Linked DNA regions of Homo sapiens: all the other regions are linked to region 1. The links are chromatin loops, found by intact Hi-C in ENCODE. Cell type or tissue: sigmoid colon. All regions are shown on one strand. Links, peaks and the distances in the headings refer to the core of each region. The heading gives the core; the rest is flanking DNA.

Region 1 (7,418 bases), core at 1,685-6,684:
GTGTCCCAGACTGCCCGCATGAATAATGGCTGATATGGCTTGGATTTTTGTCCTCTCCAAATCTCATGTTGCAATGTGATTCCCAGTGTTGGAAGTGGGGCCTGCTGGGAGGTGAGTGGATCATGGGGGAAGATCCCTTAAGAGTAGGTTAGCACCATCCTCTTGGTGATATGAGTTCTTGCTCAGTTAGTTCATGTGAGATCTCGTTGTTTAAGCATCTGGGACCTCCCCTTTCTCTCTCTCTTGCTCCCACTCTCACCATGTGATGTGCCTGCTCCCCTTTCTTCTTCCACCATGAGTGGAAGCTTCCTGAGGTCTTTAGCAGAACCAGATGCTGGCACCATGCTTCTTTTACAGCCTGCAGAATTGTGACCCAATTAAACCTCTTTTCTTTATAAATTTCCCAGTCTCAGGCATTTTTAATAGCAATGCACAAACGGACTAACACAGAAAATTGGTATAGTGAATAGAGTATCGCCATAAAAATACCTAAAGATGTGGAACTGAGTAACGGGCAGAGGGTGGAAGAGACTGGAGAGCTCAGAAGAAGACAGGAAGATGAGGGAACGTCTGGAACATCTATGGTTGTGACAAAAATGCTGATAGAGATATGGACAGTGAAGTCCAAGCTGACAAAGTCTCAGATGGAAATGAGAAAGTTATTGGGAGCTGAAGCAAAGATCACCTGTGTTATTCCCTAGCAAAGAGCCTGGATGGATTGTGTTCATGTCCTAGGGGTTTGTGGAAGGTTGAACTTATTTGGTGGCAGCTGGCAGAAGAAATTTCTAAGTATCAAGAAGTGACGTGGCTGCTTCTAACAGCCTACGATCAGATATGGGTGTAAAGAAATGACTTAAAGTTGGAACTTATACATGAAAGGAAGCAGGGCATAAAAGTTCGTAGCCTAGCCATGCAGCAGGGAAAGAAGAAGCATTTTCAGGAGCGGAATCCAAGCAGCCAGTGTAGCAATCATTTGCTAGAGACATTAGCATGACTAAAAGGGAGCCAAATGCTAATATCCAATACAATGGGGAAAAGTTCTCAAAGGCATTTCAGAGGTCTTGGAGATAGCTCTTCCCATCTCATGCTCAGGGGCCTAGGAGGAAAGAATGGGTTCAGGGGCCAGGTATGGGGCACTGTTGTCCAGTTCAGCCTCAGGACACTGCTTGCCACATCTCTGCTGGCTCAAAAGACCCCAGGCCCAGGTACAGCTCCAGTTGCTGCTTTGGAGAACGCAAGCTGCCATAAGCCTTGGCAGTTTCCACTTGGTGTTAAGCCTGCAGGCACACAGAATGTAAGTGTGAAGGAGGCTTGGCAACTTCCACCTAAATTTCAGAGGATGAATCAGCAAGCCTAAGGTGGCTGCCCAGGCAGAAGCCTGCTGCAGGGGTGGAGCCCCCACCAGAGAAACTCTACTAGGGCAGTGTGGAGGGGAAATGGGGGTTGGATCCCCCACACAGACCCCCCACCAGGACACTGCCTAGTGGAGCTGTGGGAAGGTGGCTGATGTCCTCCAGACCCCAGAATGATAGAGCCACTGACAGCTTGCATACTGAGCATGGAAAAGCCACAGGCACTCAACTCCAACCCATGAGAGCAGCCACAGGGCTAGACCCAGAAAAGCCACAGGGGCAGTGCTGCTCAAGGCCTTGGGGGCCCATCCCTTGAACCAGTGCACCCAGGATGCAGGACATGGGATCAAGGATCATTTTGGAGCTTTAAGGTTTAATGACTGCCCCAATGGGTTTCAGACTTGGGTGGGTCTGGTAGCCCCTTCCTTTGGGTCAATTTCTCCCTTTTAGAATGGGAATATCTACCCAATGCCTGTGCCACCATTGTATCTTGGAAGTAAATAACTTGTTTTGATTTTACAGGCATATAGGTGGAAGGAACATGCCTTGGGTCTCAGATGAGACTTGGACTTTTGGATTAATTCTGGAACAAGTTAAGACTTAGGGGGACTATTGCAAAGGCATGATTGTATTTTGAAATGTGAAAAAGACATGATATTTGGGTCCTGGGCGGGGAATAACGTGGTTTGGATATTTGTCCCCTTCGATTATCATGTTGAAAGGTGATTCCCATTTTGGGGGTGGGGCCTGGTAGGAGGTGAGTGGATCATGGGGGAAGGCCCCTCGTGAATGGTTAAGCACACCCCTTGGTGATAAGTGAGTTCTTGGTCAGTTAGTTCATGTGAGATCTGGTTGTTTAAAAGAGTCTGGGACCTCCCCCAACCCCTTGCTCCTACTCTTGCCATGTGATGTGCCTGCTCCCCTTTTGCCTTCCACCTTTCACCATGAGTGGAAGCTTCCCAAGGTTCTTACCAGGACCAGATGCTGACGCCATGCTTCTTGAACAGTCTGCAGAATTGTGAGCCAATTAAACCTTGTTTCCTTATAAATTACCAGCCTCAGGCATTTCCTTATAGCAATGCACAAATATACTAACACAATGGCCATAGACAGCGCTTACCATTAGCTCATTTAACTTGTCTACGAGGGCAGCACAACTTGGGGTCCACATACTCATGCCCAACTTCATTGGCCATTCAACTCCAGCCAAGTAACAGGACGAAAAGACAGAAACCCACCATAAGCTGCGGCTGAAGGTGGCCATCCAGCCCACTGTTGGGACAGAATGCTTAGTGTGTACAGATTTGCTTCGGTGTCCCTAAGATAGGCTTCTGACCTGTCTATTTTCCCTGAGAATTCAGAATAATCATGAACAAGATGGGAGTATGAATCTCAGCATGGAGGCCCAGTGGCTGACACCTAGCTTTCAAACCTAAACATCTTGCACAGGTTTCCTTGTACCATGTTCTCTGATGCGATGTCCTGTGTCTCTGCTCACTGCTTCAGTGCCCTCCCAAGCAGCCGGGATGGAGCCCGGGCCGCCACAGCCCCCCTGGAGTGCGTGCCGCCTGATAGGTGGATCAAGAGCAGAACTCACATGCTGCCTCCTGGGGAGGAAGGGGGTTGTTTATGACCATATGAGCTTTGAGGTACCCAGGATGACAGGCCACCCTAGAACCCAGGGAGCTTGGGCAAGTTCATCCCCTTCTCTGGGCCTCAGTTTCCCTCATCTGTCCTGCAAAAGAATTGGATCAGATAATCTGGGACATTCTATCCAGCTCTCTGATCCAGAGATCAGGTTTGGGGCCGGGTGGGGGATGTGAAGTGGTCTTCCAAGCTGTCAACATAGCCTGATTGTGTAAGGCCTGCACAAATGGTGTTTAGAGCAATACTTTCAAACCTTAATGTTGGGTGAATCACCTGCGTCTAGAGAAAATGAAGATTCTAGCAGGAGAGAGTGGAAGAGTGGTTACCAGAGGCTGGGAGCAGGGTTGGATGGGGAAAGATTGGTCAACAAGTACAAAGTTGCAGCGAGGAGGAAGTTCTTGTGTTCTATGGCACAGCAAGGTGACTGTGGTTAACAGTACCGTATTGTACATTGCAAAGTAGGTAGAAAAGATTTACAATTTCTTTAGCAAAGATGAGATGATGGATAGGCTAAATACCTTGATTTGATTTTTACACAATGCATACATGTATCAAAACATCACATTGTACCCCAGAAATACGTACAATTATGGGTCAATAAAAAGCAAAATAAAATATGTAGATTCTCTCTCAATGGTTCTGAGGCGGGGTCTCTAAACCTGCATTTCTAACAAGCTCCCTGGTGATCCCGCGGTGCCGGCTGAGTCGGTGCCTTGATTAGGAGGGTTTGGCACTAGGTCTCCAGGTGTGATCCCGGAGCGGCAGCATCGGCATCACCTGGGAACCTTGTAAGAGCGAGTAGGGCCAAGCTACAGAAGTATTGGGTCAGAAACTCTGGGGTAGCGCCCAGCAATATGTGATGTAACAAGCCCTCCAGGCGACTCCCATGAGCTCAATTCTGAGAACCACTGCTTTAAGACAACAGCTTCTAAACTGGGCGGTGCATAGGAAGCACCGAGAGAGTTTTTAAAAATACTGGGGCCTGGGGCCCGCTTGTCGGGGTTCTAATGTAATCGGAATAGGTGCCTCCCGGGCATCGGGATTTTTACAGTCTCCCCAAGTGATTCTAATGTGAAGTCAATGAGCCTTAGGGCGGACAGAAGATGAGGGCTGCGGGGCTCCCAGGCTGCGAGCCTGCGATTCTTCTGACGGCGCTTTCCGGACGACGGCCACTAGGGCGCGCTGTGGCACCGCTGGGAGGCCGGCTGCGGTTCAGCCTCCTCTCGCCAGCGGCTGGAGGAGCTCCGGGCTGGGAGGCGGCGCGAAGCCCCGGGGGTCGGAGCCTCCGGGAGCGGCTTCTGGCCCAGGCCGGCCCGCCCCCGTGCATCGGCACCTAATTAATGCTGGCCGCGGCCTCGCCGCGCTTGACGTCAGTGATGTGCTCCGTGCTGGGGAGACGCGGCCTTTGCAGCCGCTCGGCACAGGTTGCTTCACCCTGGCCAGCCCTGCTGCCCGCCCCCTCCAGGCAGAACGCCGGGCTCACCTCTGGGACCGAGCCCTTGCTCATGCTGCTCTGATGACACTCACGCGAGAGTTTCTCCCCCATTTCCACCCGGCAGGACACCAGTTTCCTTTTCCATCTTCCCTGGCTGTTCTCTGCCCCTCCCCTGCCTTTTCAGAACACGGAGGGTCCCGGAAAATCCCACAGGCCTGGGGCTTTGCCAAGTCAGCCGCAAGAACCACCTCTCACCTTTCCCTTTCTGGGTCTCTCCTCTGCTCAGTTCCTTTCCTGTTCCTGCTCCTCCTTTTTCTCTCATCTGAGCCGTGTGGATCAGATACTTCCTGCCTATGCGTTCTCATGCACAGAAGTGGAAGAGATGGGATGGTGAAGGGGGGATTGCCTTCTTTAGCAGCACAGATAGGACTGCGTTTGTAAGGAGCGTTTTGTATGTTGGGGGTGACGAGGTTGCTGATGAAACTCTAGTGTTCTGTCCCCCACAGCCACATTACTCCCTTTAAGCAGCGATGGGAGTTGATTCTGGAGAGGAGAACTCAGCCGAGTAGAGCAACGCTGTCTTGTCTAGCTGCCCCAGCTGGCTGGAAGGGTCTTCCATGGCTGGAGGAGTTTCCCCAACCAGGACGCCAGAACTGTCTTTTTTTTTTTTTTTTTTTTTTTGAGACAGGGTCTTGCTCTGTCACCCAGGCTGGAAGTGCAGTGGCGTGACCGCAGCTCACTGCATCCTTGACCTCCCAGGCTCAAGCGATTGTCCCACCTCAGCCTCCTGAGAGGCTGGAATTACAGGCATGCGCCACCACGCCCAGCTAATTTTTTTTTATTTTTTGTAGAGACGGAGTCCCACTGTGTAGCCCAGGCTGGTCTCAAGCAATCCTCCTGCTTTGGCTTCCCAAAATGCTGGGATTACAGGTGTGAACCACCCCGTGCCTGGCCCAGAGCTGTCTTTATCATAAATGTTCCACGCCATATTTCATCTCTGCCCATCCCCTTATCCCCATTCCCAAACCTCCAATCTGATATTTGTGTGAGATTTCATTTGGAGGAAGGCCATGTACATAATGGTTTGGATGATGCCTGATAGCCTCCCTGGCTTTGCCAGCCCATAATTCTAAGATGGGAAGAGATGTTGCTGGGGAGAAGAGGCGGAGGCTTCTCTTCTGATTCCTGCCTGGAGCCCTGACTGCAAGGGTTGCTCCTGGCTTCCCCCATTTGAACCCCACCCCTGGCTGGCCAGTGAGGGGAGCATTCCCTACAGCCCCAGGGAGGGAGAGGCTGCCAGCGGCCAGACAGGGCATTGGGCAGATGGCACAGAGCCAGCCCAGCCAGGTGGGGAAATTGAGACCCAGAGAGGGTAAGGGACTTGCTCAAGGTCACACAACCAGACCCTGGCAGATCCCTTTCCACGCTAATTCCTCAGAAGCTCCTGCTGGGGTCTCTAGTGGGATACTTTGGACAGCCCTGTGGGAGTGGCGGCTGGGTTCCACCGGGAGTGGGGTTACTTTGAAGAACAGTAGTCTCTCCTTGAATCCAGATGAGCAGATACGGTTCCAGGGCTCAGCCTGACCCTGAGGCTGTCACAGCTGGGGCAGGGGCTGAGGGTGGAAACTGCCTCTAAGAGCTCAGAGGGCGTTTAGCCTGCCAGGCACAGAGCCTCCACCGGGGACAGAAAGCCAGGAAAAAGGTGTGGGACGTCAGTACGAATCCTGCTCCTTCCATCGTAGACTCTGAAAGTAAAGGTCCAAGCTTTGAATTGGATCTCAGCTGGGGCTGGGGGCTGGCCAAGAAGATTGGGGTGGCCACACATTTGGGCAAGTTTCCCTACTGCCTCCGCAATGCGCCTGGCCAGGGCCCAACTGGAAATCAGAGACCCATGAAACATCAGCTCAGGGAGCATCAGGGATGCATGCTCGTGCTTCAAGAGGAAGAAACCCCGAGAGGAGGCTGGGAGAGAGACTGGTCCAAGGTCACTGGACAGTGAGTGGTGGAGCTGGAGCTTGGACGTGGGCTCTGGACTCTGGATTGTGTGTCCCCGCCACTGTCCTGACATCCATGTGGACAGATGCCCTGATCCCCCTCTGCAGGGGCTGTTCTCTTTTCCTCTCTTTGGGGTGTATAATGTGTTTGTCTTTGTGTGTGTGTGTGTGTGTGTGTGTGTGTGTGTGTGTGTGTGTGTGTAGACATTTTTTATTTTGTCTCTTTACCTCCAAATCCTATCTGCTTCATAAAACTCAGAGAAAAAGTCTATAAGCTCAGTCACCCATTCCAGGATCGCTGTCAGGAAATCCTCGTTCCCATCTCACCCGCATCCCCCACGCTGGAGCTTAAGTCCTTCCAGGTGGGGCTGGCAAGAGTCTGCGGGACTTACTCCAAGAGCCCCGGGGAAGCGGGCTGGGCTGTTTGGGGAGGAATGCTCACCCGGCAGTGTGCAGGCCTGGCAGGGCTGCCTCTAAACCCAAATTGCAGTCCCCAAGCACGTGCGCTTGCTCTGCCTGAGATCTCCAATGATGCTGCTTTGGCGGGAGTACTGATTCTAGCCAGTGATTTATCATCTGTTTACTCAGAGAAACTGCTTGTTCATTTCTGCTGGTGGGAAGGGAAGGAGGGAGGGAGGGAGGTGAACGTGTGTCCTGTGAGCTGCAGAGGTAGCCGGCAGGGATGACTTATACACTCCCCTCGATGGGTGACCTCCATTCACTCTTCCTCCCCGCCTCTCCGCCTGATGAGAAACAGAATGTGCTCCCTCCCCCCTGGGAGGCTTCAGATTCATTTTCTGCTCAGACACCGTTGCTTGCAAAATTCCACCCAGAAGATAAGGGAGGGAGTATCGCTGCAGCGTCCTGCTCTGTGCCTGGTTATATTACTGGATCCTTGTGTTGCAGCCCTAAGATAGAAGGATTGTCTCCATTTCACAGATGAGAGAGAACTGATGCGCAGGAGGCTGAAATTGTCTGAAGTCACACAGC
Region 2 (7,418 bases), core at 777-5,776, 110 kb after region 1:
TGTAAAATGTTGTGTATGTATCAAGTATAATTTTTATTACTATTAAAAAACTACAAAGCAGGAACCATGAACATTGCTGTCTTTATTCCCTCTGATTTGTAAATTCCTGCCAAGTTTGCATAAATCCAAATTCATTTTTTTCTTTTAAACAAATTTGTCAACAACCATTTGGATGGTAATATGAAAATTCAATATATTCACAACTTTCTTTCACTTTGCAGTAATATACATCAGTGTTTTTAAAGGCTATAGGGATGAAGTTTTACTCTAAAGTTGTTTATACAGTTTTCTATGATTAAACAGTTGTCAAACCTGTGTATAGAAAAAATGATAGGCCAGGAGCAGTGGCTCATACTTGTAATCCCAGTACTTTGGGAGGCCGAGGTGGGTGGATCACTTGAGGTCAGGAGTTCAAGACCAGCCTGGCCAACATGGTGAAACCCGGTCTCTGCTTAAAGAAATAAAAAAAAATTAGCCAGGCATGGTGGTGCACGCCTGTAGTCCCAGCTACTCAGGAGGCTGAAGTGGGAGAATCACTTGAACTCAGGAGGTGGAGGTTGCAGTGAGCTGAGATCGTGGCACTGCACTCCAGCCTGGGCAATAGAACGAGACTCCATCTCAAAAAAATAAATAAAATAAAAGCCTAACAAATAGAAAAATAAACAACCTGATATAGAAGATGAGTGAGTCCTAATAACATAAGGCCCTATCATAACACGGTCTACTGTTTTTATCATAAAGTTTAGACAACTTCTGGATTAAAAATGTGTCTCTCCAAATGTAACAGCTGCTCACAGGCAAAGTCTGATTAACCTGCTGAGACTACAGGGAATCTGCTAATCTTATCCCTGCAAAGCTAATATCATAAATAAATAGGTCTCTATTATGTAATAAGAACCTGTAATAAATGAGGGACTGACATCATATAATATGAATTGTAGTGGGAGGCAAACGTGTTTTCCCTGTGACTTTGAGACAGTGATTTATCTTTGCTTGGGTCTCTGTTTCTCCATCTGTACTTGGGATGGAGTGAACCGTGACCTCTAAAGGGCCTCCCAGCACCAGCATTCTGTGTTCTGATGGCTTTGATTTGACTTGGAAGCTTTAGTGCCACCTGAAGTCAGATGATAAGGACACATGAGCACACCTGGCAGAGACAGGTTCTGTGTCCCAAGGTGATGCAGCAGATCTGGGGTTTGGAATACCTGTTCCAAATCCAAATCCAACCTCTCCGTTGTCCTTATATCCTCTTTGCTAAAGGGGACTCATTATTCCAGAGTGGGAGGCTCTGTCCCTCTTTCCCCATGGTTCAGATGGGTGGCCTTCACGTTCTCTCTGTGGTTGTCTAGCCATCTCCCCACCATGTCAGCACCAGCCCAGAGCCAGCACAGCAGGTGACTCCCAAGTGTTTGTTGAAGACTGACTTATGGTTTCATAATTTATTACTTTTTAAATTTCTCCTTCTAGACTTGCAAGCACTTTATTTATTTATTTATTTATTTATTTATTTATTTATTTAAGACGGAGTCTTGCTCTGTCACCCAGGCTGGAGTGCAATGGCGCAATCTCAGCTCACTGCCACCTCTGCCTCCCGGGTTCAAGTGATTCTTTGGCTTCAGCCTCTCGAGTAGCTGGGATTACAGGCATGCACCACCATGCCCGGCTAATTTTTGTATTTTTAGTAGAGATGGGGTTTTACCTTGTTGGCCAGACTGGTCTCAAACTCCTGACCTCAGGTAATCCACCTGCCTCGGCCTCCCAAAATGCTGGGATTACAAGCGTGAGCCACCGCACCTGGCAGCAAGCACTTTAAAGACAGGTCCCTCATCAAATTCATCTCTCTCAGCCTATGGCCCCTTGTCTACCCACAAGGCCCAGCCCATAGTGGGAGCTCAGTAGATGGGAATACACATATTTTGAGTAAGCTGGAATGATGCCAATACCCATTTTGCTAAGATGGATATTCTTGCTCATGAAGAATCCCAGGCCGCCCTAGATCAATCTCAGTATATGCCCCCTGCCCATCAGTGAGAGGAACGAGGATGCAACTTGTGCTGTCTGGGGAAGGTGAGGACAATAGCTAGAAACTGTCAAGTCCCAGAAACTCTTCTCAGTCTTGGCTGAAGACAACACCTTTCATGACCTCAGGCTTTTCTTGCTTTGCAGTCTTGTTTAAAATGGCATTTGGGCCTCGGCGTGGTGGCTCACGCCTGTAATCCCAGCCCTTTTGGGAGGCCGAGGTGGGTAGATCACGAGGTCAGGAGATCAAGACCATCCTGGCCAACATGGTGAAACCCCATCTCTTCTAAAAATACAAAAAATTAGCTTGGTGTGGTGGCGGGCGCCTGTAGTCCCAGCTACTCGGGAGGCTGAGGCAGGGGAATAGCTTGAACCTGGGAGGTGGAGGTTGCAGTGAGCCAAGATCGCACCACTGCACTCCAGCCTGGTGACAGAGCAAGACTTGGTCAAAAAAAAAAAAAAAAGGCATTTGGAATATACCCTAATCCTATGACTTAGAAATGAAAAGTATTATGAGACTGTTCATAACAGCTATATTCATAATATCCTCAAACTGGAAACAACTTAAATACACATCAGCAGGAGAATGGGTGGACAAACTGTGTTATAGCCCTCCTAGGGAATACTACTCAGCAACAAAAATGAGCAAACAACATGGATGAATCTCAAGAGCGTCCTCTAAATAAAAGGAACCAGACACAAAAGAGTACATACTGTATTATCCCATTTAAATGTAGTTCTAAAAACAGACAAAACTAATTGAGAGTGATAGAAATCAGAACAGCGATTGCCAGCTAGGGACAGTGGCTCATGCCTGGAATCTCAGCACTTTGGAAGGCTGAGGTGGGAGGATTGCTTAAGGCCAGTAGTTAGAGACCGCATCCCTACAAAAAATAGCAACAAACTAGTTGGTGTGGTGGTGCACACCTATAGTCCTAGCTACTTGGGAGGCTGAGGCAGGAGGATCACTTGACCCCAGGAATTCCAGGTTGCAGTTAGCTATGATCCTGATATTGCACTTCAGCCTGGGGAACAGAGTGAGAATCCATCTCTTAAAAAAAAAAAAAAAAGAACAATAATTGCCTAGGAGGTGGAGTGGGATGTGATGGGCTGACTGGAAAGAAGGCACAAGGGAACTTTCAGGGGTGGTAGAAATTTTCTATATCTTGACTGGGGTGGTGGATACAAAACTTACTGTATGTTAAATTAACCCTCACATTTTAAAAACTCACGTTATTTGGAGCTGAGGTTTACCAGCCTCTCAATGGCCGGCTGTCTCCTGGATCAGACACCAGGAGAGGCAGCTGTGATTTGTGCAGCTGTGGCCACGCTACTGATTTCCTCACATCCGCAGGGGCGGCCCCAGCACGTGGCCCATTTTTCATCCAGTCACTTTGCTGGCACTTGGCGAACGCCTGTCTCTCCCTGGGCTCTGTCCCGGGACCCACAGCAAACTCTCATCCTTCTTCCCGTTGGCACTTCTTCAGCTCCCAAGTCCTCTCTGTGTTTTCTCTTCTCCAGGCAAATCCCTGGGTTTTCCATCCATGCTTCACTGGATGCAGTTTCCAAACCCTTCTTCCTTGTAGTTTCTCTCCCCTGGATATGCTCCAGCTGCCCAGGGCCCATTTCAAGAATTTCTTGAACACTTTTGCTGATGAACTTGACTTCTGCCTTCAAAGCGATTTTAACGAGAGGAGGTAGACTGTGAGCCTTTGTCTAGCCCATCAGTTTACATTTTATTTTTTCAAATAGCGAAGAGACATGAAAATGTGGTGGGAATTCCACAAAGGCCCCTGCAAATGACTGACATACATTTAGGCAGACAATGTCTTTGTGCAGTTCCCGGGGCTGATGCATTAATAGATATAATTTGTAGGCTCCCAAGGAGAGGTTAAAGAGGAGAGCACAGGTTCCTTTGAGTCGAGTTGGTGCTCCCGTGTCATCTGTCCCCAGACTTAATCAAGTTATCATATCAACCCAGTGTTTCCTGGACCCCAGCTCTCTGTCTGAATGAGGAAAAAATTTGCAGACAAATTTCTAGCAGCAGGAAGTTGGTGCTCTCCTGCAAGGCTGGATAAAAACTACGTGTAACCTCTCAAGGCCTCCCTCCCGCTCCTGCTGGGAGTTCAGTTCAAGTGGTTCCCTTATTTGATTACGCCTCTCAGGCCTTCTCTGGTGTAGGTATCCAATCCACTGCTGTGCCCACCGGCTCCCCACGAGGCAGCAAACATTAGAGTCACTCTTTTGTGAAATTATGGGGAGGCTGAGTGGGCCAAGCACTTGTGTGTGTGTGTGCATATGTGTGTGCATGTACGCCTGTGTGTGAGGAGACACACAGATGTGTATAAAGAGAGGAATGCCGTCTGTTAGCAACTGTGGCATTGATTTATAATCACTTCCTGTAGTCACAGAATGACTGAGTGGCGTCTTTCAATTCTCACGATTAAAAAAAAAAAGAGATGGTGAAAAAAAATCCTAAGTGCTAAATATCTATGTATTATGTATTATTATTCTTAAGAGCTTGCAAAAGCCTTATAACATGTATGATTTACAATTAATGGGCCTAATTCTTCCAATACAGATTTCTTCCTTCCATGACTATATAATTCAAGTTATACTGCTAAATATTTTATAATGAGAGTACAAATTATGATGGCCTTTGTAACTGTTTTCATGGGAGCATTTATTATTGGGCTGATGTTGATGGGTTAGTAGATTTGTGCATATCCGTCTCTCTTATCCATTGCTTTATGAGTGGACAAGAAGTGTGGGAATGCGTGCTGTGAACATGTGGTCACTCTAGACTTTTCTCAAAAATATAAAAGACATACATTTATTTCCCTGCACAATCACACACACAAAAAAGAAAGAAATAAAGAAAAGGTAAAAAATCTTTGCAAGGCAATGTTTTGTATTCATTTTCAGGCAATGTCAACGTAATCGAGGAAAATAATAGCCACATCTTTTTTCATCTGCAGGTGCGGAAGACCTACTTAAAACCTGAGAGTCTCGAATAGGAGAGGCGCTTTCAGATCAGCCCGAGTCTTCTGCAGCGCACAGGAGCTAGTCGTACTGAAAAGAATGAAGTTGGACTTGTCCAGGCGAGTTTCGGACAGTGCTGGGCTGGTAAGAAACGGAGTTACCATTCATCTATTCATTCCCAGAAAAAAAGGGAAATACACCCTCCCGAACTCAAGATGCCCATTGATTTATCCCCTTTAGCTGGCAAGACACTCAAGCCCCAATGTCTTCGGGCTCATAAGCGTTTTTATTGAGAGAAGAGCGTCCCTCCCAGGTTCCCACAGGGGCTTGGAAGTCAGGGGAGCCGGGAGGGGCGGCGGGGGCCGGGGCAAGAAGCGGGACGGCTTTTATTTTGCGCCATAAAGGGCTGCACAGTGTCTGCTGGAATCTCAGCAGTTAAAGAGACCCCTCTGCACAAAGGGGCGCTCCGGCCGTAATCGGGAAATAAATTTGATTTTCTGAATTCTTTGGCAGCTGGTGACAAAGGGCCAGGTAGCGCCGCGGCGGGGGTGATCCTTGCAGAAGGCGGCGCGCGGCGGGGCGTGCGCGCCGGAGGGACAAAGGCGGCCGCGCCGCCGCGCCACAAAGGCAGGCCCGGGCCAGGGGGCTCCGCGCCGCGGATCATCTACCCCCGGGGCCGGGTCGGCTGCTGTGGGCGGCGTGGGGCAGAGACACGCCCGCGCCGGAGTCCCCGAGCCTCCGAGACCCCGGGCCCGGGCCGCGTCTCGGGCTTTCCCCGCCCGGTCGTCGGCTCCAGCGCCGCCCCCGCGGCTGCCTTCGCTGCTGCCCTCGCTGTCAGGGACCGAGGCCAGGAGACCGCCTGGCACTTCGCCCTGTCCCAAACCTGGGACTCCAGGGGCCTCCTGCTGGGGCCGCGAGCATCAGACTTTCAGAGCTGAAATCACTTCATCAAGAAATGCCAGTTAACCCTTGCCCAGTTCAGCCTCTTGCTGGGGTTTTGGAGGGGTCACCAGGGATGCCCCTGGGAAGTTTACCCAAATCCCCCTGGCTCAATGAACCGAGACTGCCCCCTTGCCTTTGTTCATCAGGTTATATTTTGTCATTTAATGCGTCTTACATGCCTGTCCTTTAAGTTCTTCTTCGGCAGAGGTGGATCGTCCTTTAATGACAAAGCAGGTGTTGGGGGGACGGGTACCCGGGAGGAAATGACGCCACCTACTAAGTCTCTAAGGGCAGGAATTCATCATTCAAAAGCACTAAGCGCTGCTCTCCTCACTCCCCAGCCCTGCTCTGATCTCCTGGGTGTCTTCACCTCCTCTGGTTCCTAAGTCGGCTGCTGCACCAGCACCCATCAAACTCTCCTGGAAGAGGAAGTGACAGCTCACCGGTAGCCTAGAAGGCCCCTGTGGGCAGAAGCATGGACTTACTCCTCCTCATGGAGATGCGGCTGAGCCATATTTCCTTGGCACCTCTCTGGAACCTTCGACAACCACCACCTCAGACACTAACCAGACTTTAGGTCCATTCCTTTCATGGCTAAAATGAGACAGTCCACAATGTTGATTTTATTTGTAGGGGATGTCAGGATTCCAGAAAAGCAGACTTGGAAAGCAACAAAACGTTAACTTGCAGCTCACTGAGGCCCTTACACTTGTTCTGGGCACCTCTGTATGTTAAAAGAAGTCCAATATCTTTAGCTGCTGGTTATAGGTGGCCATATGTTTCTGCACAGAAATGGGGCTCCCCTTGCTAGACTAATTTTCTAATTTTTCCTCAAGCTTCATTGATTCATATTCTTCTACTTGACCCTGACTGTCAGGACCAACAACACCAAATAACACCAAAGTCTCTTGCTCCTGTCCTCAGAACCTCTCAGAGGCATCCTCTGCCCTGTTGGAGCCATTTTATTTCAGGTTGATCCTTAATTAAATTCAGCGAGATGCAGGACCTGTGTGTGTGAGTGTGGATCTTGTGTGTGAATGTGGACCTGTGTGTGTGAACGTGGGCCTGTGTGAGTGTGGGCCTGTGTGTGAGAGTGGACCTGTGTGTGTGAGTGTGGGCCTGTGTGTGAGTGTGGATGTGTGTGTGTGAGTGTGGGCCTGTGTGTGTGAGTGTGGACCTGTGTGTGTGAGTGTGGGCCTGTGTGTGAGTGTGCAACTGTGTGTGTGTGAATGTGGATCTGTATGTGAACATGGACCTGTGTGTGTGTGTGTGGACCTGTGTGTGTGAATGTGGATCTGTATGTGAACGTGGACCTGTGTGTGTGTGTGTGGACCTGTGTGTGTGAATGTGGATCTGTATGTGTGAATGTGGACCTGTGTGTGTGAGCATGGTATTTACAATCAGCAGGAAGAAGCCTGGAAATGAGTCCTGATTAAATGAGAATCTAAATACAGAACAAGTACCCTAGGAGTTCT
Region 3 (7,418 bases), core at 745-5,744, 650 kb after region 1:
AAGTGATGATTGCCAGGCTTCATCCACTGTAAAGTTACTCTTTTCCCTCTTTTAATTAGTACATATTTTCTGTGAACATATTTTGCGTGATGACATAAACATCCCTTTTTGCATCATGGTTTTATTCCCTTATTTATATAATTACCAATGTATGGATTCCTATTTCATTCAATGAGTTACAATTTGTTACTGTCATTATTTTGGGGCCCAAATTGTCCCCAGCCTGGCCAGTTGGAGCCTCCTTCAGAGGGTTTCTGTGACCTGCTGACATCTCCTCATCATCTTTCAAGCACTCCCTTCCTTTCTACACCCACAGGCTCATCCTGTCCTTTCCCTGCTCCAGCTATGGAATCTACCATATCTCCAAAGAATCCTGGAAGAGCCTCTCCTGAGACAAAATCATGTGAGCTCCTTTTTCATTTCTTCAATCTTCCTAACTCTAGCTTTATGGTTTCATTTCAATAGTGAACACAGTATATCTTCTCCAGGATGTGAAAGAAAAATGTACTACTACTACTTATGTACTCATCTTAAAGGGCAGTCAGGGCTGGGCATGGTGGCTCATGCCTATAATTCCAGCACTTTGGGAGGCCGAGGCGGGCGGATCATGAGGTCAGGAGATCGAGACCATCCTGGCTAACATGGGGAAACCCCGTCTCTACTAAAAATACAAAAAATAAGCCAGGCATGGTGGCGGGCGCCTGTAGCCCCAGCTACTCGGGAGGCAGAGGTGGGAGAACCACCTTGCAGTGAGCCGAGATCGTGCCACTGCACTCTAGCCTGGGCGACACAGCGAGACTCCATCTCAAAAAAAAAAAAAAAGGTGGGGGGGAAGTCTCCAAGGTAAGGAAATGATTTAAAATCGTACAAGCTTAAAACTGGCAAAAATATGAATGCATCAACATTTTAACACTCTATACAATATTCTGTAACAGGCTGAAACTGTAGTAAAAATTTGATTGCCTCCCTTTCTCCAAATCCAATCAACCAACACACTATGTTCTAATTGAACAGGCTATACTAGAAACTTTGATCCTTATAATACATTAATAACTTAAATTTGGAAAGTTTTCTGGCTGAAGTATCCATGACCCTATTCCCAAGTGTCAGACCAAAGATAAACAGTAACGAAAAGGCACTCTCCAGACTCTTTTCCAACTAATGAACAAAGTCATGGCTCATCTCCTTGAGGGTGACTGATGCAGCTGAGTTACTGGCAAAACCCTTGCTTCCAAGGACATTATTTGGTACATTAACACCATTATAATTTTATATGTACAAAAGTAGTAAATCATTTCAAGGGAGTTATATGACTGCTTTCTCAGGAAAACCAGCAGTAGAACATAGAACTTGGCTTGACAGTGTACATATCTGAGTTAGTAATCCACTTCCTTTAAATAATCAAATTGGGAGCGGAGAGTAATGGGGTTGCAAAGCCTCTACTAAAAACATAAGAAAAGATACTTATGATTTTCCAATCACTTAAAAATGTGTTATGCTGGTAAAATTCATTGAATTGTTTCACTGTCTTGATAATTATATCACGAGGGATATAAAAGAAATATATTTGTATACACTGTGACAATGATATACCACTTCCTGTAACGGTACTAATTTAGCATGAAATTATGAACCAGGGACTTGCAAATGTTTGCGGAAGTAATTCTAACAATCCTGAGAAATAACCACTATAATAGTCATTTTACAAATAAAGAAGCTAAGGCTCTGGGAGATTCCCTGCCGAAGATGACACAGCTAGTAGTAAATGGCAATTCAGATTTGAGCACTAATCTTCTACGTTAGCACAAACTTAACTACATTGCCAAGGTGGCATGAGAAAAACCAAAAGTGACAGAAAATGAAAATAAAAGTTAAAATGAGATATGTCTCGAAAGAAGAATATTTAAAGGAAGAAAGAAAAGGAAAGGAGAAAGCAATGCAGAACTTAGATTATTACTAGAGGGAGAGAATGGGGCCGCAAGCGCTGATGGCAAGGGGTGAGCATGCTGCGCAGGCACAGGGTGTAACACAGAAGAGCCCTGCCTGGCTTCTTCAGGATAACCCTATGGATTGTACTGTAATCCTACAACTCAGCTTAGAAGGCACTTTTAAATTTGCAGAACTTCTTTCTAATTTATTAACGATATCTGCTTTTTTTCCTTTTAGATATCAGAAAACTAATAAGACAGGAAATTTAAGTACACGTTGAAAGAAAAAGATACTTTGTTACACGAAGCTGAAGTCAGTGAAACTTGTAACAAGGCAGGCTCAAACAGAGGTACCAACTACAGGTATTTTATTTTTATTTAATAACAATAATGTTTCACTGATTTCCTTGAGTTCTCAAAGATCTAAGTAAATTTTAGTATGCAATCCTATCTTAAAGCTAGGAACCTACAAGAAACAACCAAATATCAACCCCAAACAGTGACAAAGTGATTATTAGTAGGGCCAAGCTAGGGGGGTGGGAAGGGGAAGCCATGGTAGCCTACTGCAGGTGTTAATGCCTGACCTGGGTTACAATGGGTTCACATGGGGCTGTTGGTAGCCTGGTCCAGTACTGAGGAGAGTATCTGTGCAGGAGGGTGGCCTGGTGCAGGCTGGCGAAGCACAGGCAGGGTAAAGAGGGTATCTCCACAAAGGCATGGTCTGGCTTCAGGTGAGGAAGGAATCTGTCTGGGGTCGGGCAGAGGCTAGCGGGTGGGAAGGATGAGATGGAGAGGCACCTGGCACAAAGCGTCAGAGCAGAGCTCAGTAAAAGGGACTCCATGACGAAGAGCAACCTGGCACGGATGTCAGAGCCCAGACAAGGTAAAAGAAGTGTCAATGCTGGGTGCGGCGCCATGTGGTGGCCTGGTGTGTAGTGTTGAGTCCGAGCTGGGGAAAAAGAACATTTCTGCAATGGAAAAGGACATATCTTCATTCAAGTTGGGTTACGTATAGGAGGACTGACCAAAATATGAAAATATATTAAGGATACTAGAAGCCCGTTTTCTATCAGGAAAGCAAGTGACAAATATCGAAAGGGAGAACACTAGAACAAACCTTGTAATGCTGGATTAAAATGGGAAGTATCAGCATCAACTCACAGTTTTTAATAAATAAATATACACATGATTTAGGAATACAGATGTCAGTGTGTGTATATTCACCTGCACACACACAAACATTCACAACACTTAGTTCCTAGCTCTTTCCACTGAGAAACCAGGGAACAGTGATATTCCAATAACAGCATATATAATTTCTAGGTCTCCATTTCTAAACACCATTCTTCAAAAAAAGGAAGCTGGGTCAGGTATTGAGCCTGGAACATCTTGTTATATGGAGGGATAATACTGGGACAACGGGTGAAACTTGAAAGGGGTCTGAGAATTAGATATTGTAATTTATCAATGTTCGGTTGCTATGAGAAAATCTGTTTCTAAGAACTATACATGAACCTACTTGGAAGTGATAGGACTTAAGGTCAGCAACTTACTCTCAAATACTTCAGAGAAGAAAAAAATTCCTTGTAACTTTTTTTTTTTTTTTTTTTTTGAGACAGAATCTCGCCCTGTCGCTCAGGCTGGAGTGCAGTGGCAGGATCTTGGCTCACCGCAAGCTCCGCCTCCCGGGTTCACACCATTCTCCTGCCTCAGCCTCCCAAGTAGCTGGGACTATAGGCACCCACCACCACACCTGGCTAAGTTTTTTGTATTTTTAGTAGAGACGGGGTTTCACTGTGTTAGCCAGGATGGTCTTGATCTTCTGACCTTGTTTTCCACCCATCTTGGCCTCCCAAAGTGCTGGGATTACAAGCGTGAGCCACCGTGCTCAGCCCAGTTCCTTGTAACTTTTCTGTAAGTTTGAGATTAAATGGATCAACAAACAAATGGAAATGGGAAAGGTGGAAAGGTAGTAAGGTAGAGGGCAGTAAGAACTACTCACTGAGGTCTTCCGCCAGTTGAACGCGTTTACCAGTAAGCAATTTAATCTTCTTCTCACCATCTTCAGCAAAATCTTCCAATACCTCTTTAACATTTTTCTCTAATCGCCTAACTGTTTAAAGAAAGTTAAAAAACCTGAGGAGCATCGTTTTTATAAATGAATAAAGATGATAAAATTAACCTATATATATGGAGAGTAAATTTTTTATCATGTTAGAACTATTGCTAATACTTTTCATAGTCATAGAAAATCTCTGTTATACAGTAGTTTTATCAGCATGAAACCTATATAGTCTCAGAGAATGTCATATTCTTAAGCTATACACTTTAATGGAAGTGCAGATTTCCCAAAAAACTAAGTGATACCTAGGAGTCCATTCCCAACAGAGTTTCATGCAATGAAAATAAACTCCTGGTATGTTTTATCACCCATCTTTTCCAATTATGATTTATTTTAAAAGCAAATAATAATTTTTGTCTTTTTTTTTTAAAGAGACAAGGTCTTACTCTGTCACCTAGGCTAGAGTGCAGTAGTATGATCATAGCTCATTGTAGCCTCAAAATCCTAGGGCTCAAGTGATCCTCCCATCTCAGCCTCCCAAGTAGCTAGAACTACAGATGTGTGCCACCATGCCCGGCTAATTTATTTTATTGTTTGTAGAGATAGAGTCTCACAATGTTGCCCAGGCTGGTCTCAAACTACAGGCCTCAAGCGGTTTTCCTGCCTCGGCCTCTCAACATGCTGAGATTACAGGCATGAGCTACCACACCTGGCCAGTTTTTCTAATAAATCTACTTTTGGGAAGTATTTTGGCATCCTTCTATTAAATATGGATATTACCACTATTATTTTTTAATGTCAAAATAAGACTGCAGTCCCTATGTGGCTTACCTTCAGTATTTGTAAGTTGTTGCCTTAAAGTATTTGCGGTGATAGCAAGCATGCGCTGTATACGCCAAAACAAGACCACATCATTGCATTCCAACTGAAATATTAAGTAACTAAGATTACCAGATGCAAAGTTAAAATGAAAACTATCATCGTAAACACATACAACTACTAGAACCAGTAGATATGTCCTAAGCTTAAAAAGTACTCAGATTTACCTAATGCATATACTGTAGATATAAGCTACAGAATCCTTTCTGTACGGAGCCATGAAATTCTGCATAATTTGGCTTATATCTGTCTGACACCTAGATAGCTTTGTTTCAATTCTAATGACAAAGTAAATAAGCTTGAGTAGTAGCAAATTACATTACATTGTATGTAAGTTGAAATTCACAGCATATACCCTCCATTTATATTTAGTTTCAGCTAACCATGTTTATCTTAAATACGTCCTTAGGTTAACCTCTTTTCTTTGAGTCTGTACTCAAGCCATTTTTAAAATTCAGCTGTGTGAAAATAAAGTGATGTATTTAAAAAGAAGCTTATTCTACAGAAGGCAGTTTCTACAGAAGTTTCTTCTTTCTACAGAAGTTTCTATAGAAAGAAGTTCACTCTACAATTAAAATTATGCAAAAAAAACTTGCCACTTTTAATTAGGTGCATTTAAATATAAATTTATGTTCATCTACTGAAAACAAAAGAACAGCATGTTAGAAGTCTCAATTAAATAAGATTGTTGATTAACTGAGCTTTATCAAAAGGATATTTAAAAGCATTTTTGCTTGTAAGAAAATGCTGAAAATATATCAGACTGCTGCCACCTAGGGGTTACTTTAAATTATGAATCATTTTAATACAAGAACTTTATGATTATTTAAAACAAGATTTAGTGATATGAAGAAATAATTATGACACCTGAAAAAAGCATGATAAAAACTGTTTTGCAGGATGATTTCCATTATGCAAATGGATGGTTATGTTACACACACAGATACACACACACTTTCTCTTTCCCTCTCTGTCTCTCTCCCTATGTACAGAAAAAGTTGAAAAGAAATACATAAAAATGTTAACTAAAATTCTTACAGGTCAGGGAATAAGGGACTATTTCCTGTTATTTATTTATTTTTTTTACTATTTATATTCACACTTTTTTTTACTATTTATATTCACATATTCTTATAAGCATTGGGGATAATATGCACGTATCACGAACAAAGTGGCAAATATCTTTGAAAATATAAGAGTTAGATTATTCTTTATAAATTACACATACTTTTTTTCCCCAGATGATCAAAGGACTTAAAATTAATGCTTAAGCTAAAGTTTACTTTTAAGCATATTTTGACAACTGTTGCTTAAAAATACTTCTCTTTGTTTTTGGAAACCTTACCTCAGAATCTACAAAATGCCTTTGGTAGTAATAAAAACCTCTTCGACAAAGGTTACAATGGTTTAGAGCTGTTTTTAAAAAATGTCTTCTATAAACTTGATGCCAAGTATCCTTAATCTAAAATGAGAAAAAAGAAAGCCCAGAGTTACTGTATATTCTTCATGTTGATCAACCACACTGAGAAGTTGTACAAAAATTATATTTACCAAAAAAGTTAATTAAAAGCAAAAGCAAGGTTATTCTTTACATAGTTATTCAAATTTTTTTATTCACTTACTTTTTTTAAGGCAAAGATTAGATTTACTACTACTCTGACCCATTACCAGTTTATGTACTTAAAAATTAGCAATGATTTAAACAAATGCTGTTACTATAATCAAATAATCATCTTGTGGAGTAGACAGGGTAGGTATTACCTTCCCCTAGTTAGAGGTGAGGAAACCAATGCAGAAAGAGGTTGAAAGCCTTATCTAAAAACAGAGTTAGAACTTAAGATGGTCTCAGATCATGTCTAGCAACTCAACATTTCCTTTCTGTTTATAAAATTTTACTGCTACCATACCAATATGATCCCTACCACTTTATTACTAGATACTCTGAGTGTCCAATATTCTTTAATACCCTCTGTCCTTTTTTGAGCAAAACAATAATAATGTTAACTAGAAAAACATCAACCCCTTTTGACAGATGAGGTAAGTGAGGTCAGAAAAGTGGTATCAATTATTAAAGGACATATTATTAGCTAATATAATGGAAATACACTAGAATTCACATGTCCTGATATCTAGTCCATGCAATATTCTTCTCGTGGTACTTTGCTACTTATTTTATAGCTTTGCAAAGTGCACTGAACAAACTGTCACTTAAAAAACCTGAGGTTTTCTTGGTCTTAGAAACTAATTAAGACATACAGTCAATTCATTGCCTAAGACATGAGCAAAAAGTTTAAAAAAAAAATCACGTAACATCTCTTCTATACCACTCTGAAGAGAAAATCCCTCCTACTGTATTCACCAACGTGCCACATAACGTTTAAAAGTGTCAAACTGAATATAACTTATTGTTAACGAGAGCTGGGACCAACAAGAATAAAACCTAAATCCACATTCAACTCAAACAGCTCATGTAATCATTAGCTTTCATCTCATTTTCAATATATAAATAATGCTAGATGTATATAACTGCTTTGAGTTTTACCAATTTT
Region 4 (7,418 bases), core at 902-5,901, 530 kb after region 1:
TGGAGATTATCTGTTTAACAAGCATTAAATGAGAGGTTCATCTCTTTTTTTTTTTTTTTTTTTTGACAGAGTCTCATTCTACAGTCCAGGAATGCAGTGGTGTGATCACAGCTTGCTGCAACCTCTACCTCCTGGGCCAAAGTTGTCCTCCCATCTCAATCTCCTGAGTAGCTGGGACTGCAAGCACACAGTACTAGGTCTGTTTTTTTGTTTTTTTGTTTCTTTGTAGAGATAAGGTCTCACTGTATTGCCCAGGCTTGTCTTGAACCCCCGGGTTCAAGCTCTCTGTGTGTCTCAGCCTCCCAAAGTGCTGGTATTACAGGTGTGAGCCACCATGCCCAGCCTGCATTGTGTTTTGTCTTGGGTTCACAGTGTAGGGTTCACATTCGGACCACTGGTGCAGAAGAGGGTAAATTTAAACCCCTTCAAGTCACAAACTTGCAGGTATACGTGCTAAGTGAATAAAAGGAGGGAGTTCAAGTGGCTCACAACTATAATCCCAGCACTTCGGGAAGCCGAGGTGAAAGATCGCTTAAGGCCAGGAATTCAAGATAGCCTGGGCAACATCTCAAGATCCAATCTCTACAAAAAATCTAAAAAACTTTTTAAAGGTGAGGGCAGTGGTAAACAGTATAATACACTGATTTTGTATTTAAAAAGGAAAAAGGAATAGGGATACACATATACCTACTTATTTGCATTGTATCCATGATGACTACATCTGAAGGAATGCACCAGAAGCTGGAAACATTGTTCCTAGAAGTGGAAGATGGGTGATGGGAGGAAGGAGTAGGAGGGAGGATTTCTACTTTATATCGTTGGTACCATTTTAAACTTTAAACCATGAGAACGTATTACCTATTCACCAAAGAATCAATACAATTTGATGTAAAACATCATGCAACCTGTTCCATGGCAGGGTCAGTGGCTCCAGGTCCTGGGAGTAGGAGAGCAGTAGGTTGGAAAGGGTTGTTTTAGAACCTGTCTCAGCCAGCCTGGCTGAGAGTTGTGACATCCTTTGACCTCAGACTGTGCTCCTCCTGCTACCCAGAGTGTGGCCAGGAGTCACAAGCTCATGTTATTTCTTCAAGCAAATGATGATGTACATCGGTTGCTGGCTGGCATATCGTGCTTTCCCAGCAAAGCAACAAGAATGCTTATGTCCCTGTCTGGGATCTCACTGAAGAGGGTTGCAGACCAAACAGAGGGAACCCCAGAAGCTGGTCATGATGGGCTGGGAAAGTATGTGCTGTAAGGGAGGTCTGAAGCCGGGAGACCAGAGGGCTCGAGGAGCCAGGAGCCGTGTTTCCAGCCATCTGAAGGGAAACCAGAAGACAGGCTAGATGAGAGCTGGGTGGACCTGTGTCCTGGGCAACCTGCAGACTTCCCAGAGCCCCTTTCCTCATCCGCAACATGGGACAGTAATATCCACAGCAAAGGTCTCTCTGGAGTTTTCTGGTTTACGACTTAATGCATGCAAGATGTCTAGCACTTACTAGGCACCCTGCAGAGGTTTCTGAGTCCCATCCCCACCCCTAATCATTCCTGTCAAACCACTAAATTTGTTCAGAGTGGCCCCAGTGTGTGAAAGCTGCAGGAAAAGAGACTTGGGCTCCTATTAGAAAAGACTTTCCTATAGACAGAACCATTCAAAGGTGGAGCAATTCTGTTCTGATGGGCATTTTTCAGGTAACAGTGCTTTATTGGAAGAAACTCAAGGCTCTTTTTTCTGGGTCTCTAAACTCATGACAAACGAAGTAGGATCAAAGACCCCTGGGCCCCATCTCAGACATGGCCCTTCGTGGCCCCTTCCACCTCACTCGCCTCTCCATTCCTGTCCCTCCTCCAGCCAGCCTGTGCAGCTCCCAGAAAGGCTCAATTAAGAAGGCATTTCCAGACCTCGCTGCGGCTGGCACCACCACATTTTTTGCATTCTCTGCCTCTGCGGCTCCTGGAGGCATGAGGTGTGTATCTGCCTGTGTGTGTGTCTCTTATCTACCTCAGGAGAAAAGGACACGAGTCTTGTGACTCAGCCTAAGAGCAATTTCCTCCTTTGACTTCACATTTCCAATTGGAGGGACCCTGGGTTCCAGCGATAACCGTGAGAGTGTCTTCTTAGAGCGAATGTCCTTAATTGTGCTCTGACTTTCCAGGGCTTCTGAGCAGGTGCTGTTGGGAGTCCTTGAGAACTCCAGAATAAGTGAGGTCTGATCCATGCTCCAAACGCAACTACAGTCAAATAGAGGGGATACACACTTATGTTCGGTGTAACTCTCACACCAAACGAACCATGACAAATGCCACAGGGAGCTAAGTGCCATAAAGAATGATTGTAAATGTTAGATATAATAATGGCAAGTGGTTATGTTAAAGGGAAAGCAGTCCTTCTCAGTCAGAGATGCATGCAGATGTCTAGGTTGTTTTAAAATACTCTAGGGAAAGCCAGGCCCGGTGGCTCATGCCTGTAATCCCAGCACTTTGAAAGTCCAAAGCAGGCGGATCACCTGAGGTCAGGAGTTCGAGACCAGCCTGGCAAACATGGAGAAACCCTGTCTCTACTAAAAATACAAAAATTAACTAGGCAGGGTGGCGGGAGCCTGTAATCCCAGCTACTCAGGAGGCTGAGACAGGAGAATCACTTGAATCTGGGAGGTGGAGGTTGCTGTGAGCCAAGTTCACACCACTGTACTCCAGCCTGGGCGGCAGAGCAAGACTCTATCTCAAAATAAATAAATAAATAAGTAACGCTAGGGAAAAACATCTTAAGTGTTTTGGGGTGAGATGATATGATGTCTGGGGTTTGATTTAAAACATTCCAGAAAAAAGGTTGGAGAATAGATGAACAATTTGGCAAAACATTGATAATTGTCATTATTAAAGCTGGGCGTGGGTATAAGAGAGTTTGTTATATCATATTCTCTATTTTTGTATATGCTTGGAAAATTCCAGAATAAAAAGTTAAAAGGAAATGAATGGTTAATGCTGACAGGAGGTGTGTGGGTCAGGGACAGCTTCACACAGTAGGTGAGGTTGAAACTGGGCTTAGAAGATGAGTCAGAGATTGGAAGTGGGAGGGATAGACATGATTTGGAAGCTCTTGTTGGCTTTATTTTTTGTCTGTAAATCCTTCTGTTCTCCTGGGTTTTCATAGCAGTGAAAGCATTTCCCCCTCCAGGGTGTGACCTGCCCTTGTTTCAGACACCCCTTTGGATGGGGCCTCTCAGTGAGGCCTTCTTTGGCTGGCAGAGCTGGAGCTGTCGTGGCCCTGACCAGGTCTGCAGCCCCCACCCCGCTTCCTTCCTCCTCTCTCCCCCTCCATGCCCCGTCTGGGGAAAATTATCCCAGCTCCAAGTAGTAAATTTAAGGCCTTGGCAGCCCTCCCACAGATGACTCCCAAATTATCCCATTCCAAGGGTGGGAGTGGGGAGGCCAGAAGTTCAGGCCCGAGGCATTCACCCAGTCGTTTGAGAGCTCCGGGCGCCATCTGCTGACGGCACCCGGAGCTCCAGCTTGGAATGAAGGCAGGGGGTGTGCTGGAATTCACCAACTCCAGAACAAGGCCGGTCTCAGATCTCTGAGAATGAAGGGGATGCACTGTTTGACAGACACCAGGCAGAAAAGGCGAAGAAAGAGGACGTGTGTGCGTGTGCCTATGTGTGTGCCCGAGTCTGCGTTTGTGGATTTATGCATTTTATGCATGGCGACTGGCTGCTGGGCTGGGGGTGTTTTGGAGGGTGTGTTGGGATGGTCTGCATGCTTCTGTCATTGTTCCTTAGGGTGAGTATGTGGGCCGTCTCCAGAGTAAAAAGACAGTAAATAAGAGGTAATCAGACCCAGCTGTATCCCTCCGAGGGAAGTCTCCAGATGTCCTCCCATCGTTAATCCTCAGCCCAAACATGGGTGATAGGTGACTCGGTTGATTGCATTTTCAGCTGGGGAAAATGAGGCATGTGGCATAACCAGAGCCCTTAGTGAGAAGACTGGCTTCACCACAAGCATCAAATAACCTGGAGGCAAAGACCCTGGAGGTCATTGAGTTCAACCTTCTTACTTTGCAGAGAAGGAAGCATGAGTTCAATGAAGGGGAAAGCAAAAGAGATCCTATTAGATTATCCTTCAAGTCCTTCTCAGCCATGAGTTCTGATGGGCAATTCCGCAACTCACCAAGCCCAATATTTGTGCCAGGAGGGTCCTGGGCAGCTGCTCTCCTGCCTTGCCCCATCTCTGCTTTACCTCTTCTCTATTTTCTCTCCTGAAAGAATTTCCTGGCCCATAAATCCTGAGAGATTTATTATTTCCTGAGGCATCCCTTAGTTGGAAAATGTAGCTTTACAGTCGCCGACTCAGGACCACACTGGGGTCCCAGCTGTTAGCGTGGGAGCACAATTTCTCCTGCATGGTAGTGGGGAGGACGCCAGCCTTCCACCCATCGCAGAGGGGCCACCAACATCACTAGTTACATTTCCTGGCTTCTAACTAAAGCTGCTGAAACACCAGCTCAGAAGTTTCTCTCAGCAAGTTGTAAGAGCAGCCACAAAGTCTAAGAAGAACCAAAGAGCTTGGTTTCTCTCCTCGCCAGCTGGAAGCAGGGGACCTGGGATCTTCCTGTCATCACGATTATTTCTTCTCTCTAAAATGACTGCTTCTGACTCTAGTCTTTTCCCCTCCAATGTGAAAAAAAAAAAATTCCTAAAGCACAGCTCACCTCAAAATCCTGCAGGCAACACCTCCTTTTTTCATATAGGATAAGTCCAGATACTTTTATGGGTTCTTCAAGCACCTCAAACCATGACCCCACATCCCTCCAACACCTTCTCTTCATATTTTCCTATGTGCACTGAGTTCCGGCCACACTGGCCCCTTACCTGTTTCTAGTTCCACCCCCAAGGCCGTTCTGCATCTGCATTGACCATACTGTCACTCACAGCTCCCTCAACCTCAAATGCTCCTTTCTCTGTCTCTAAATGTTGAGATCCCATTTCCCAAAGACCTATCTCAAATGCCATCCTTTCCTGGAAGCCTTTAGGGACCTCCTCCCTCCAAACTAAACAATCCCTGTTGAGTCTGCTGGTGTTGTATTCGGCTTGTACCTTTTCACATTCTTCTAGGCTGCCTTATTTTACAGCTCCTTCTTCCCATTGACTATTCCCCCACTCAGATTCTGAGACCCTGGAGTGCAGCGGCAGTGTCTACAGCATCTTCCTCTTTCCTTTCATCACCCTCCTTCCTCCCAAAGATCCAGCAGTGAGGACAGTTCCCAGCAATGAGGACATTCTCAGGGGATAGTGGTAGAATTGAATTTCCAAGTAATTTATAAGCGATATTCACGTAATCTAATATTTTGACTTTTCCAATCTCTGCTCTCCTCCCTTAGGGCAAATTAACCCAGAAGAGTACTTCAGAGAACACAGACAAACTGCCGTGCAGTGAAGAGAATGTGGCAGGAAGCCCTGGTATTCTAGAAGAAGCTCTGCCCACTCCAGACAGGATCCGCACGCCTAGTGCCATGTCTATCTCCAAGGAGATCACATTCTAGAGCCAAGGACCGCCACTGAGAAGAAAGTAACGTGAGCCGTCAGAATGCATACCTGGAGCGCTCCAGGAAGGAAATCTCAGCCCCGGCATCCTCCATGGTCACACGGAGAGGGCGGGTGTCCTTGTAGCTTTGGCCCTGAGATGGGAGCTAGAGCTGGACACAGGGTTCTAGTCCTGGCTTTGCTGTAAACAGCTCCCAGACCTGGAGCAAGTGCCTTACCTGTCTGTGTAATGTGGGAGCTGATGTGGATCATCTTTAAGCCCTCTGCAAGATGGACACGCTGGGATCATAATAAGGACACATGCCAGTCAGGCCAGGTTCTTCATTTGAAAACCTTTATACATTTTTTTCTCTTCAGCCTTAATAAAATTAACTCACCTAGCATTGTATATATGTCAAGCAGTTTTGATCATCCAAATTTTTTATTGTTGGCTGACCTCTAGCCAACAATTCATTTATTTTCTGACCTTTTAAGATGTTTCGTAGCTGCCATTTCATGTATCTGAAAAATGAGATGTGAAAAGAATACACATATTTAAGAACAAAATTTTGTTTCTTTTAAATAATTTTAATATTTTTTTCTAAGAATGATACACATTCATTTTAAGTAAATTTCCAAGAATGATACACACTTGTATTTTTTCTAAGAATGATACACCTTCATTTTCTGTATTGGAAATACAGAAAATTATAAAAAAGACAAATATCTCCTAAAACCCTACTACCTAAAGATAGATATTAACAGTTTGGTGTAGATCCCCTCAGATCTCTTTCTAGGCATATTTTTTGGATATATTTTTGCAAAACTATTATCCTGTGTGAAGTCTTGTTTAAAAGCCCTGGATTTTTGCAAAACAAAATATTACGAATGTCTTTCCATGACTATACTATTCTATGGTGTTATTTTTAATGGTTTCATAGGATTGTGTCATATAGATATACTATATTTTATTTAACCAGTCTTTTGTAATCTCATAAATACCTTATTTTCATGTGTACATCTAATTATCTTCTTGGGTTATGTTCCTAAAAATAGATTTGCCCAAAGCGATAGACTTTCTCTTTCACGCAGTCTGCCCCTGGCATTCTCAGCACGTTGAATGATGGAATGTCAAAACCGGAAGGGACCTTAGACATGAGATTTACAGATTGTTTAACAGATGGGAGAGCAGAGGTCCGAAAGGGCAAGTGCCTTTCCGCAGTTCCCAAGGGAGTTGGCGGCAGAGTCAGAGCAGAGTCCCTGCTCCCTGCCCAGCAAACTTCTCCACAATTCTCTGCCTCCGTTAAAACACAGGGTGCTGGACTGCATCAACTTGAAGCATCCTTTGCAGGGTTTTAAACGTACCTGCAGCAAACCTGGGCATTTACTGAGCTGGCTTCTATTCCAGGTAAATATCTAGGCTAAATGCCTGTGCTGAATATGACCTGAATCAGCTAGGACACCAACAGTTCACTATCCCAACCAACAGAAATCCCCTCCTAGGGTTAAGATTTCATTTTTTGATTTGAGGGGTAGGACTGAGATGCTGAAAAGTAGTTGCACAGACTGGGCCTTCTGTAAGATGAGGACTGGTGTGAAGTGGCTTGAAGCCTTTGGGATTTAAATGTTCTCATTAAAAGGAGAGACAGGTCTGATGTTTGAATCCCCCAGGGTGGGTAGGGCAAGCCCCCACCTTGGCTATGGCCTCTCAGACACCAGAGCCAAATAATGCATTCTGTGCTAGGTAAGTTCCCTACAGCTCCAGAGAAACCTTCCATGGGGAATGGGGGGTGGGGCTGGGGAGGCCCTGTTTATGCTAACGAGGCACTAAATTAATGCATTACATGCCTCATTTAGCACGACTGTGCAAAATCTAAAAGTACTAATAAATTTTCCTTCTGG

Evidence for each region. A loop is a pair of places that touch in the nucleus more often than their neighbours do. Peaks named below come from ENCODE experiments on the same cell type or tissue, not always from the same donor. Only the 100,000 strongest peaks of a DNase experiment are listed, where the experiment ranks them.
Region 2: it touches region 1 in a loop (4-fold over the local background); 9 of 110 quality-filtered maps call a loop at or near these places.
Region 3: a loop joins it to region 1, with 5 times the contacts of the local background. A loop is called at or near these places in 58 of 110 quality-filtered maps.
Region 4: a loop joins it to region 1, with 8 times the contacts of the local background. A loop is called at or near these places in 109 of 110 quality-filtered maps.

Annotation. Positions count from the first base shown.
Region 1 is chr3:194,312,603-194,320,020 of GRCh38, reverse strand. It overlaps LINC00887 (long intergenic non-protein coding RNA 887), which reads left to right and starts at 7,217. Exons shown (of 3, transcript NR_024480.1): 1 at 7,217-7,418. RefSeq lists enhancers at 4,048-4,097, 3,963-4,463 and a silencer at 4,168-4,507. In sigmoid colon, for the core only: a CTCF peak has its summit at 4,184 (motif pointing right); DNase peaks (open chromatin) are centred at 4,270, 5,027, 5,750 and 6,290; H3K4me3 peaks cover 991 bases; H3K27ac peaks cover 386 bases.
Region 2 is chr3:194,202,546-194,209,963 of GRCh38, reverse strand. It overlaps LINC02036 (long intergenic non-protein coding RNA 2036), which reads left to right. Exons shown (of 3, transcript NR_125403.1): 2 at 4,998-5,145; 3 at 6,285-6,948. Among named protein-coding and RNA genes, the nearest start is that of LINC02037, 41 kb to the left of the region's middle. RefSeq lists an enhancer at 3,930-4,224 and a silencer at 5,647-5,876. In sigmoid colon, for the core only: no CTCF peak of the experiment used is centred there; a DNase peak (open chromatin) is centred at 3,413; H3K4me3 peaks cover 576 bases; H3K27me3 peaks cover 1,204 bases.
Region 3 is chr3:193,663,793-193,671,210 of GRCh38, reverse strand. It overlaps OPA1 (OPA1 mitochondrial dynamin like GTPase), which reads right to left. Exons shown (of 31, transcript NM_130837.3): 27 at 6,215-6,331; 28 at 4,822-4,915; 29 at 3,931-4,041. LOC102724808 (a long non-coding RNA gene) reads left to right here. Exons shown (of 5, transcript XR_924835.3): 3 at 317-403; 4 at 2,167-2,291. Among named protein-coding and RNA genes, the nearest start is that of OPA1-AS1, 40 kb to the right of the region's middle. In sigmoid colon, for the core only: no CTCF peak of the experiment used is centred there; no DNase peak of the experiment used is centred there.
Region 4 is chr3:193,777,022-193,784,439 of GRCh38, reverse strand. No RefSeq gene overlaps it. Among named protein-coding and RNA genes, the nearest start is that of LINC02038, 63 kb to the left of the region's middle. RefSeq lists silencers at 2,926-3,220, 3,473-3,532. In sigmoid colon, for the core only: a CTCF peak has its summit at 3,488 (motif pointing left); a DNase peak (open chromatin) is centred at 3,389; H3K27ac peaks cover 257 bases.